Linked DNA regions of Homo sapiens: regions 2 and 3 are each linked to region 1. The links are chromatin contacts, found by Hi-C in ENCODE. All regions are on one chromosome and are shown on one strand. Each heading gives the region's core, a stretch centred on a gene start or an enhancer-like site at or near the end of the contact. The rest is flanking DNA. Distances are from core to core; before and after follow the strand shown. Region 1 overlaps SMAD3 (SMAD family member 3). Region 2 has its middle 30 kb from the start of USP3. Region 3 holds the start of TLE3 (TLE family member 3, transcriptional corepressor).

Region 1 (2,875 bases), core at 155-2,654:
AGGGTCCTTGGCCTCTCTTGCTGGTGGAGATGGGCTTTATGACTTTGGGGAAGTCAACTTGACTTCCTGGGTGTTGGTCTTCTCTTCTACAAAATGACAAGCTTGAAGGGAGAATCTGAAAGAATCTGTGTATCCGTTCTCAGATTTTCTTTTTTTTTCTTTTTTTTTTTTTTTTTTTTTTTGAGATGGAGTCTCGCTCTGTCGCCCAGGCTGGAGTGCAGTGATGCGATCTCGGCTCACTGCAAGCTCTGCCTCCGGGGTTCATGCTATTCTCCTGCCTCAGCCTCCCGAGTAGCTGGCACTACAGGCGTCTGCCACCACACCTGGCTAATTTTTTTTTTTTGTATTTTTAGTAGAGACGGGGTTTCTTTGTGTTAGCCAGGATGGTCTCCATCTCCTGACCTCGTGATCTGCCTGCCTCGGCCTCCCAAAGTGCTGGGATTACAGGCATGAGCCACCGTGCCTGGCCAGTCTCAGATTTTCATGATAGCCCTCTGAACTCTCCTTGGCTTCTTGCCTTTGGCTGTTTTCTCAATGCATATATTTTCCTGGGGGACAAATCTAAGTTTTCATCTGATGCTCTGCCTTCAGAGGGGAACCATTCCTTAATGACCTATTTAATTGTATTATCATTGTTGTTTAATTCATCACATATTTACTGAGCTTCTTTTGTTGGTGGTGGTGCCATCAGACACAGTGGTCCAGGAGCTGCAATGCGTTGCTGATGAGGATGGTCACACATAGCTCTGCCCTCATGGAGCGTCCCAGGGTGAAATGAGACCTCCCCTGAGAACCGACTCCCAGGGTAGGGGAAATCAGTCTGCAGGCAAAGAGGAATTCAAATTTAGCCTGAAGCACAGGTTTTCTGTGCTTCTAGGCACCGGCTGCATTCCAACCGTAGTGCCATAAAAATACAGGAAGGAAGGGAAACGTGTTCACAGGTTGGTTAGAGATGTGGAAACCAACAATCAGCTCTCTCTTATCCGTAAGAAACTAGAATCTACTGCTGGCTTCAGTCCCTCAGACCTGCTGCTCAACAGAGTGCCCTTTCAAACCTGGGTTAGACTCTGTGCTAATGGCTTTTTTCATGAACCTCAGACAGCCGGAAAGTATATTCTTTGAGGATTATGATCGACTAGGATGCTCGGGAATCTTTAAAGAGAAGCACTATCTTGGCTATATTTGCCCTCAGTTGTTTTAAGGCCAGTGAGGAGACTGAGCATTTCAGAGGTGAAGCATTTAGAGGATGGCCTCTGAAAGCATACGGCTCAGTAAACAACTGACCCATCCTTTGTCACCGTTTTTGTCCAGCGGCTGTCACCATAGGGGCTCCTCTGGTGTGGAGGAGAGAGAATTAGAGGCAGCAGGCCTGGGTTCTAGGTCTGCCTCATTGTGAACCAGCTTCAGGACCTTGGGTGAGTCACTTTTCTGCCCTGGCCCCTGGCTTCCTCTTCTATAAACTGAAGGTGTTGGCTTAGCAGGATTTTAAAGTTTCTTCCACCTTAAAAACTCTGATTCCTGCACTTGCATTCAAAGAAATGACTCTATTACTCATTTGAATAGTTTCAGAATCACTGTATAGTCAACTCTGGACTAGAAATGGGGGCCTGCAGTTGAGGACAGGATGGAAAGAGGTTTGGGGTTCAGGGTGGGCTGTGAGGGCTAGGATTCTTGATTCCTCATGATTTGCAATTGGTTGTTGGTGTTACCATGGAAGGTTCTCAACCATGGCTGCTTTTAAAAATTTTGATGCTCAGACCACCCCTGGAGACCAGTGAATTTCAAATTTCTACAGGCCGGCCTGGGGAAATCCATGTTTTTTAACTTTCCTAGGTGATTCCGGTATGTGGCCGGGATTGAGAATCACAGCCATAGATGCTTATGTAAAGCTGTGTTCAGTGTTACAGGCATCTGTTCTGGGTGGAAAGTGATAGTGGTTGGTCAAAAAAAAAGCGTGCACACACACACACACACACACACACACACACATACACAGAGAACAGCTCTAGGTTCTGGAAGTGTGTTGATTTGGTCACCACAAGTGCTGGTGGTGAGTAGTTGCCCTGAGGTTTGGAGTTCCAGTTCCCTCCTATCTCTGGGTCAGTGGTTTCTCAACATCTTTGAAGTAGTGAAACCATCTGTAGTTGGTTATTTCTGCTCAGAAACTCACAGTACAAAGTGGGGGGTGGTGCAGGGGGGTGGAGCTGGAATGGATTAAACAGGCCCTTACAAATGCCCACACTTTTTTCATGAAACTAAGTTAGAGGCCTTAGCCAACTCCAGCATACCTTAGTGTCAGTTCTTTGGCATTGCCCCGGTGGATTCTAGGGGCTGTGAAGGCTGTAGGGGTGTGTGTTACTCCCTGCTGCTTTGGTGAGAGAGTGTCCCTGTCTTTGGCTGAGAGCATCCTGTCCTGCCACTTCATCAGCAGTAGCATCTAAACAGCCCTTGAAGGGAATCAGTATCTACAGCCTAAGAAATCTGATGGGACACATCTCTCTGCATTAAAATATTAACAGAAAAGGTCAAACTGGGAAGGGGCAGCTAAGTTGGAATATCTCATTCAGGTAAAGGGATGGGCTTGTGGATCCTTAATTGGTGTGAAATGCGCCCTAGGAGGGGAGACTATATCAGTGCTGAAAGCCCTTGAGGGCTTTCACAGATGAAGGGGGATGGTATGAGAAGCTTTACAAATAACAAGGTTTGAGATGCAGTTGTAGACACATGCCAGATGTAGGTTGCTATTTTCTCAGCTCAATGAGGAATCTGTCAAGGCACTCTTAGAAATGGAAAATATAGTTCCTGCCCTCAGGAACTATAGTGTCACGTGATAGCAGTGAAGACCTTCTATGTCCTGGCCACACAGTGAGGATCA
Region 2 (2,875 bases), core at 187-2,686, 3.6 Mb before region 1:
TTTTGAACTTTATTGGAGCTAGGGCCTTTATCAGGAACTGAGAGCCATAGCCATCTCATTGTAAATTCAGACCACCACCTACATGACCTGTGCTGGCCAGCTTGGTCTCATACAGCCCCCTCAGTGTCTGATTCCCCAAGATTTTTATATGTTACCCACATGGGTGCTACGGTCAGTCCCATCATGTTTCCAGCTCAGGAGGCTAAAGGCCCAATCACGAATTTGGTTCTTTGTATTGCACAACAGCAGGGCATTTTAAAGTCAAATTGAGCCAATCCACTCATTTGACACTCAACAAATATTTGCCCATTGCTACAGTGTGCTTAAGAGATTTACCCAAAAGGAACAGAGAAAGGGGTAGGGTGAGAAAACACTGAGGTCAGATTATAATGAGAGTGGTTTTTCTCACTGAGGTTTCACTTGGTATGTCCAAATTAGATAGAGATGTGTTTCTCATTGAGTTTGAAAAGGAAATATTATCTTTAAGTCTTTAGGTTCCCAACTTCATGAAGATGGAGCCAGGTGATAAGTGGCATCAAATGCCATTCTGAGCAACATGTTAAACACTCAGAAAGCAAGATGGGTCCCATGTGGCCTGGTGATTTTCCCTAAATGCATGCAGCTCTTACTCGCCCGGAGGCTTGTCCACAGCTGTGGTGGTTATGACGGTGGTGATGGAGATCACCCACTTTGTGCCAGGCACTCTGAAAAGTGCTTCCCTTACATTCTCTCTAAACCTAACCACCTAACCACACCCTGCAAGGTAGACATCTTACACGTGAGGAAATCAGAGTGCAGGGAGGTGGGTGGATTTGTCCAAGATCGTACTGCCATGTAGGGGCAGAGCCAGGATCTGAATTCAGATCTTGTCGCTAAAGGTTATGACCATTCCATCGTCATGCCATCTCCCACTGCTTCAAAATGGGAAGGAAGTTTCCCATTTTTGAACAAAAGCATCTGGCCAATGGATCTCAAACTTTAGTGTGCATCAGAGTCTGTGTTAATAGAATGCAGATTGCGGGGTCTGAGCCCCAGAGTTTCTGATTCATTAGGTCTAAGGCAGGGCCTGCTAATCTGCATTTCTAGCAACCCCAGATTTGCTGGTGTTGCAGCTAGCCCTGGGACCTTGCTCTGAGAACCACTGCTCTTGGGGTTAACAGAAGATGATGCTACTGCCTCCTCCTCCTCCTCTTTCTGTTCATTTTGACATCTCCAAAACCGATCCATTTCACCTGCCTGAAGAAGAGGGCCGGGGCGAATGCTGCCCTCACTTCTGCCCATCTGTTTCCTGGGAGTCTGTGTGGGAGGCTATAGGCTCCTCACTGACCCAGCGCAGAGGATTCCTGGCTAAGCCATTGGCTCCCAGTTGTTTACAGACACATCTACTCTCAGGTCACTGCTCTCTCTCTCTCTCAACCCCAGGGGGCATTCCCAGGCCTCTCTGGGCTTTCTGTTCTCTCACAGCTTCTCTGCAGACTGAACCTGCTTTCATCTGCTTAGTCAAGTGTGGTTTATGAACTCTGATTGCCTACAACACCCTCTCTTCATTAGTCAGACTTTGGACTGGGAATGAGAGATCTTTTCCAGGGTAATATGGGACACACAGGCTGCTTCTGTCACCTGGGATCCTTGCTGCTCTGGGAAAGATAAACTTTCTAGCATCTTGTTGACCTTCCCAAGTTATAGTTTGACAAGGGAACATATGTTTCAAAGGCTTGTGGACTTTTAGACTTGGAAGAGATCTTGGTGGAAAAAAAGGAAGGGAAGAGAACAAACACTTATTGAGAATCTGCCAAGTGTCAGGCACAAGGCCAGAGACTTAATATGTGCCACAGTATTTACTCTTCACAGTAACCCTATGAGATAGGGTTTGGGTTTTTTCATTTTAATCCCCATATATAGATGAGAAACTGAGATTCTAAGTTTAGCAACTGGTAAGGGTCACACAGCTAGCTAGTGGCAGAACCAGGATTTGAACCCAGGTCTACCCATATTCTCTCTTCTACTGCTCGCCCAGCAGTCCATAGCATTGATGGTCTCCATAATGTGATATCCATTGATTGTCCTGGCTTGCTAAGACACCGTGTGTCAGTCATACAGTGGTCAGTGCTGGGGAAGCAAGGACTAGTCCAGTTAGAGAAGCCGGTAGTGGGTGGTAGGAGGAACTGAGAAAACGGGTCATGGTTGAGTGCTGCATGAGCAGGTGGGAGGTGCCAGGAGTCTGTAGAGTTAGTAACAAGAGCTGCTGGGAGCAGGTCAAAGCAAGCAAGATGACAGTCATCTCCAAGGAAAGATGAGCAGCCAGCCAGGGGCCTCGACTCCGGCAAAGCTAGCCAGGGCTGCTCTAAAGAGCCAGGTGCCAGCCCTCCCGCCCAGGTGTGGGTCTGCTTGAAGACAGTCCCCCTGCCCTCCACGTCCATCAGTGTGTGCTTTGTGCCCAGCATTGTGCCCAGCATTGTGCTAGGTGTTGACGCTCCTTTTTTTTTTTTTTTTTTTTTTTGAGACAGAGTTTTGCTTTTGTCACCCAGGCTAGAGTGCAGTGGCACGATCTGGGCTCACTGCAACCTCCGCTTCCCGGGTTCAAGTGATTCTGCTGCCTCAGCCTCCTGAGTAGCACACACCACCACTCCCAGCTAATTTTTGTATTTTTAGTAGAGACGGGGTTTCACCGTGTTGGCCAGGATGGTCTGGATCTCTTGACCTCGTGATCCGCCCGCCTTGGCCTCCCAAAATGCTGGGATTACAGGCGTGAGCCACTGTGCCCAGCCTCCTTTTTAAAAATAAAATTAAATAAATAAAATATTCTTGTTTTCAAAGAGCTCACAGCTCAGGTATAGGTACAAGCAACTGACTACACAGCCAGATAAGTATTATT
Region 3 (2,875 bases), core at 121-2,620, 3.0 Mb after region 1:
CCGCGTGAACAGCTCCCCCTGGAACACAAGCAGCCCCCCGCGCCACTCGCGCGGAATTAACCTCCTCTCTCAACGGCGCCCCCCGGCCGCATCCCCCTTTGTGTGAGAGCACACACACAAACACACACACCATAAAGGTAGCAACAAGCAAAATGGAGGTGCCAGATAAACTGCCTCGTTTACCCTGCCATGATAGATGCTTAAATAAACCGAGTTGCAATTACTCACCGGATGTCTGCCCTGCGGATACATGGCAGGGAGGGGTCGTGATTCCGAGAGCGTGGAAGCGCCGAGAGCCCGGGCCGGGGAGGTGCGGGGGAGGGGGGAGCCGAGCCCGAGCGGGGGGCGGCCGGGAAACCGAGAGCTCGCCCCCGGCCCCCCCAGCTCGTTCTCGCAGCGAAATCCCAGAGTCGGGCGCCCGCCCCAAGTGGAGACAAAGAGCCGCGGAGCAGGCGGCAAAGTCGTCGGCGGGCGCCGGGGCCGGGCGGCGGGCGCGGGCTTTGTGCGCCTAGGGCTCGGCGGGCAGCGGCCGGCCGCCTTCCCTGGGCTGCGTCGAGCGCGTCAATGCCTGGGACTGCGCGGACATCGTCGGCTCCCCAGCAGGTCCGGCGCGGGGTCCCGAGGCCGGGGGCCCCTCCTGGGGCGAGCTCGGGCCCCCTCCGGGTCACTCAGCGGGTCGCGCCTGTAGGGGGGCGCGCCGGGGCAGCCCCAAGCATCCGGGGCGCGCGGGTCCGATCCTAGAGGCGTCCGGGCCTGGGGCTCGCGGCGAGAAGAGGAAGGAGGCGGGCTACGAGGTGGTGGCTTGGGGCCGCAGGAGCGCCGGAGGGTGAGGGCGGGAGCCCGGCGCGGGCGCTTCGACGCCCCCCCTCGGAGAGGAGAGCCTGCTGTTCCGTCTGCTACTGCCGCTGCCGCCGCCGCCGCCGCCGCTGCAAGCCCTTCCCAGGGCCGGGGAGGAACTCCGGGCTCAGTAGGTGCAAATCAAACGCCCTGGCATCCTAAGTCCAGCGGGCACGGGAAGCCTCCGCAAAGGGTTCTCGCTGCTCCCAGCTTGAGCACCGCGTCCCCACCGAGGAGCGCTCAGCGCCACCGCCGCTGCCGCGTCGGAGCGCACAGGCAGGAGAGCGCTGGAGGGGAGACGCAGCCCGAGACCGGGGAGCTCTACGGCTTCCTTCCTTCCCCTCGGCCCGGCTCTCCTCTCCGCGCCCCGGCAAACCCCCAAAACACACACACCCAACACACACACACGCGCGCACGCACACACACACACACCAAAAAAAAAAGTGCCCCGGACCTACGGATACCACACACAGACAGGCGAAGGGGACGAGCACGAGGTCTGAACTGCCGCGAGAGCAGTTCCAAATAGGGACTGAAAAGTAACAAAATAATGTGGCAGCTTCGTCCGGCGCTGGCCAATGGGAGCGCGGGGCCCCCACGTGGGGCTGCGGGACTCGGCCTACGACTGGGTGCCGCTGGGCGCGACGTCACAATGCCCTCTTGTGTCTAAAACTATGCATGAAAAGTAGCAATCAGGCCCTACCCGCTGGTGACTTTCGCATGGGAGTGAAAAACAGCGCTCCTCAGATCAGGAATTAACCGAAAGACATATAATAAATAGATATATATTATAGTCCTGGGCTGCTCGAGTTTTTTTCCTCCTTTTTTTTCCCACGGTCTACTAGCAAATAATTATTTAGCGGGAGGAGGAAAGAGGGAAGACAGAGGAATAACAACAAAAGAAAATAAGACAAGCTGTACAATCTTCAAAACCTGTGGCTGGTAGTAATGTATCAGTTTATTCTGCAGCGGCGGCGAACGATTCCTCCCTCTAATCTCATTAGGTCTGCAAAGCAGCCCAATTAGATACTATAAAACAAACAATCACTTTGTCACTTTAATGTTTTCACTTCAAAAGATTTAGGACTGATAAAACGGTGGCTCCTAAAGTTGCCTCCGACCTTTAAAAATTTGCTCGGAACTCAGGATGTCCCCTTTTCTTCACCCCTTCTTCTGCCCGCCTCCCCCACATTAGCCCCCAGCTCTCCTTTGTTCACTCGCCCTTCTTTTCAGAAAGCCAAATAAACAGCTCCTTTGATGTGCGGCGGCTGCCTGCGAGGAGAAGTCTGAGGGACTCTGGCTAGGCGGGCAGCGCAGATGGAAGGGCCCGGCTGCCCGTGGACAACAGGCTCAGCCACGGCTGGCCCCATTCGGGGCGCCTTCCCCGTGGGCACAACTTCACCCTCGACGCAGCCTCGCCGCGCGGGCTCCTCACTGCATCCCCAGGCTGAGGGGGTTGGGGATGGGGTCGGGACCCTGCTCGGCCGAGGCCCGGGAACTCCGAGTTCCCACCTGGTTTGCTCAGCCTGCTCCCGGCAGTGCCACGGCGTTGGCGGAAGCCTGTAGGTGTCTCGGTCGCTAGCCTGGACACTCCGAGGGACGCGGACGCTCCCCCGCTCGCTCGCCCCGGCCCCGGGCCCCCCGGACCCCCCGCTTGGTCGCACAGGCCACTCGACTCCGGGGCCAGCTTGCCCGCAAACCGATGGCCTCGCCCTCCCGCGCTCGGGGTTACGGCGGGGCAGACGAGCAAGCAGGGAGTGGACCTCAAAGCGCGCACCGCCCGGTGGACGGCCAAGGCGGGACCCCCGGGGCCCTCCCCGGCAAGTCCGCGAGCCCGCGCGCGAGCCGGCCGCGCGTCCCCGGATCTATATTTTCCCCTCATTAGGAGCCGGAGGTTCGCTTTTGCATCTTAATGAGGAGCTGAGAGCTAGCGGGCGCTCGGAGGCCGGAGCGCGGGGAGTTACACGTGAGCACCCGCCTCAGAACTGAACCTCCCCGCGCCCGCTCCGGCCGCCAGCCCCGAACCGCGCTCCCCTCT

What was found. A loop is a pair of places that touch in the nucleus more often than their neighbours do. Pooled maps may share reads with other maps.
Region 2: a loop to region 1 is called in a map with no recorded cell type, with 8 times the contacts of the local background. The contact joins two enhancer-like sites. A Hi-C loop is called at or near these places in 3 of 37 single-sample maps with no recorded cell type and 2 of 50 pooled maps.
Region 3: a map with no recorded cell type shows a loop between it and region 1 (9-fold over the local background). The contact joins the promoter of TLE3 here to the enhancer-like site in region 1. A Hi-C loop is called at or near these places in 2 of 37 single-sample maps with no recorded cell type and 2 of 50 pooled maps.

The regions. Positions count from the first base shown.
Region 1 is chr15:67,083,912-67,086,786 of GRCh38, forward strand. The region is part of intron 1 of SMAD3 (SMAD family member 3); the gene reads left to right. Among named protein-coding and RNA genes, the nearest start is that of SMAD3, 20 kb to the left of the region's middle. Within about 2 kb of position 1,405, at least 10 of the 41 ENCODE cell types and tissues checked have a DNase peak (open chromatin) inside an H3K27ac peak, as active enhancers do.
Region 2 is chr15:63,472,840-63,475,714 of GRCh38, forward strand. No RefSeq gene overlaps it. Among named protein-coding and RNA genes, the nearest start is that of USP3, 30 kb to the right of the region's middle. RefSeq lists enhancers at 560-619, 1,540-1,849, 2,440-2,559. Within about 2 kb of position 1,437, at least 17 of the 41 ENCODE cell types and tissues checked have a DNase peak (open chromatin) inside an H3K27ac peak, as active enhancers do.
Region 3 is chr15:70,096,547-70,099,421 of GRCh38, forward strand. It overlaps TLE3 (TLE family member 3, transcriptional corepressor), which reads right to left and starts at 1,371. Exons shown (of 20, transcript NM_001105192.3): 1 at 229-1,371. The coding sequence starts at 252. RefSeq lists silencers at 510-629, 640-809, 2,399-2,478, 2,549-2,698 and enhancers at 1,629-2,603, 2,691-2,875.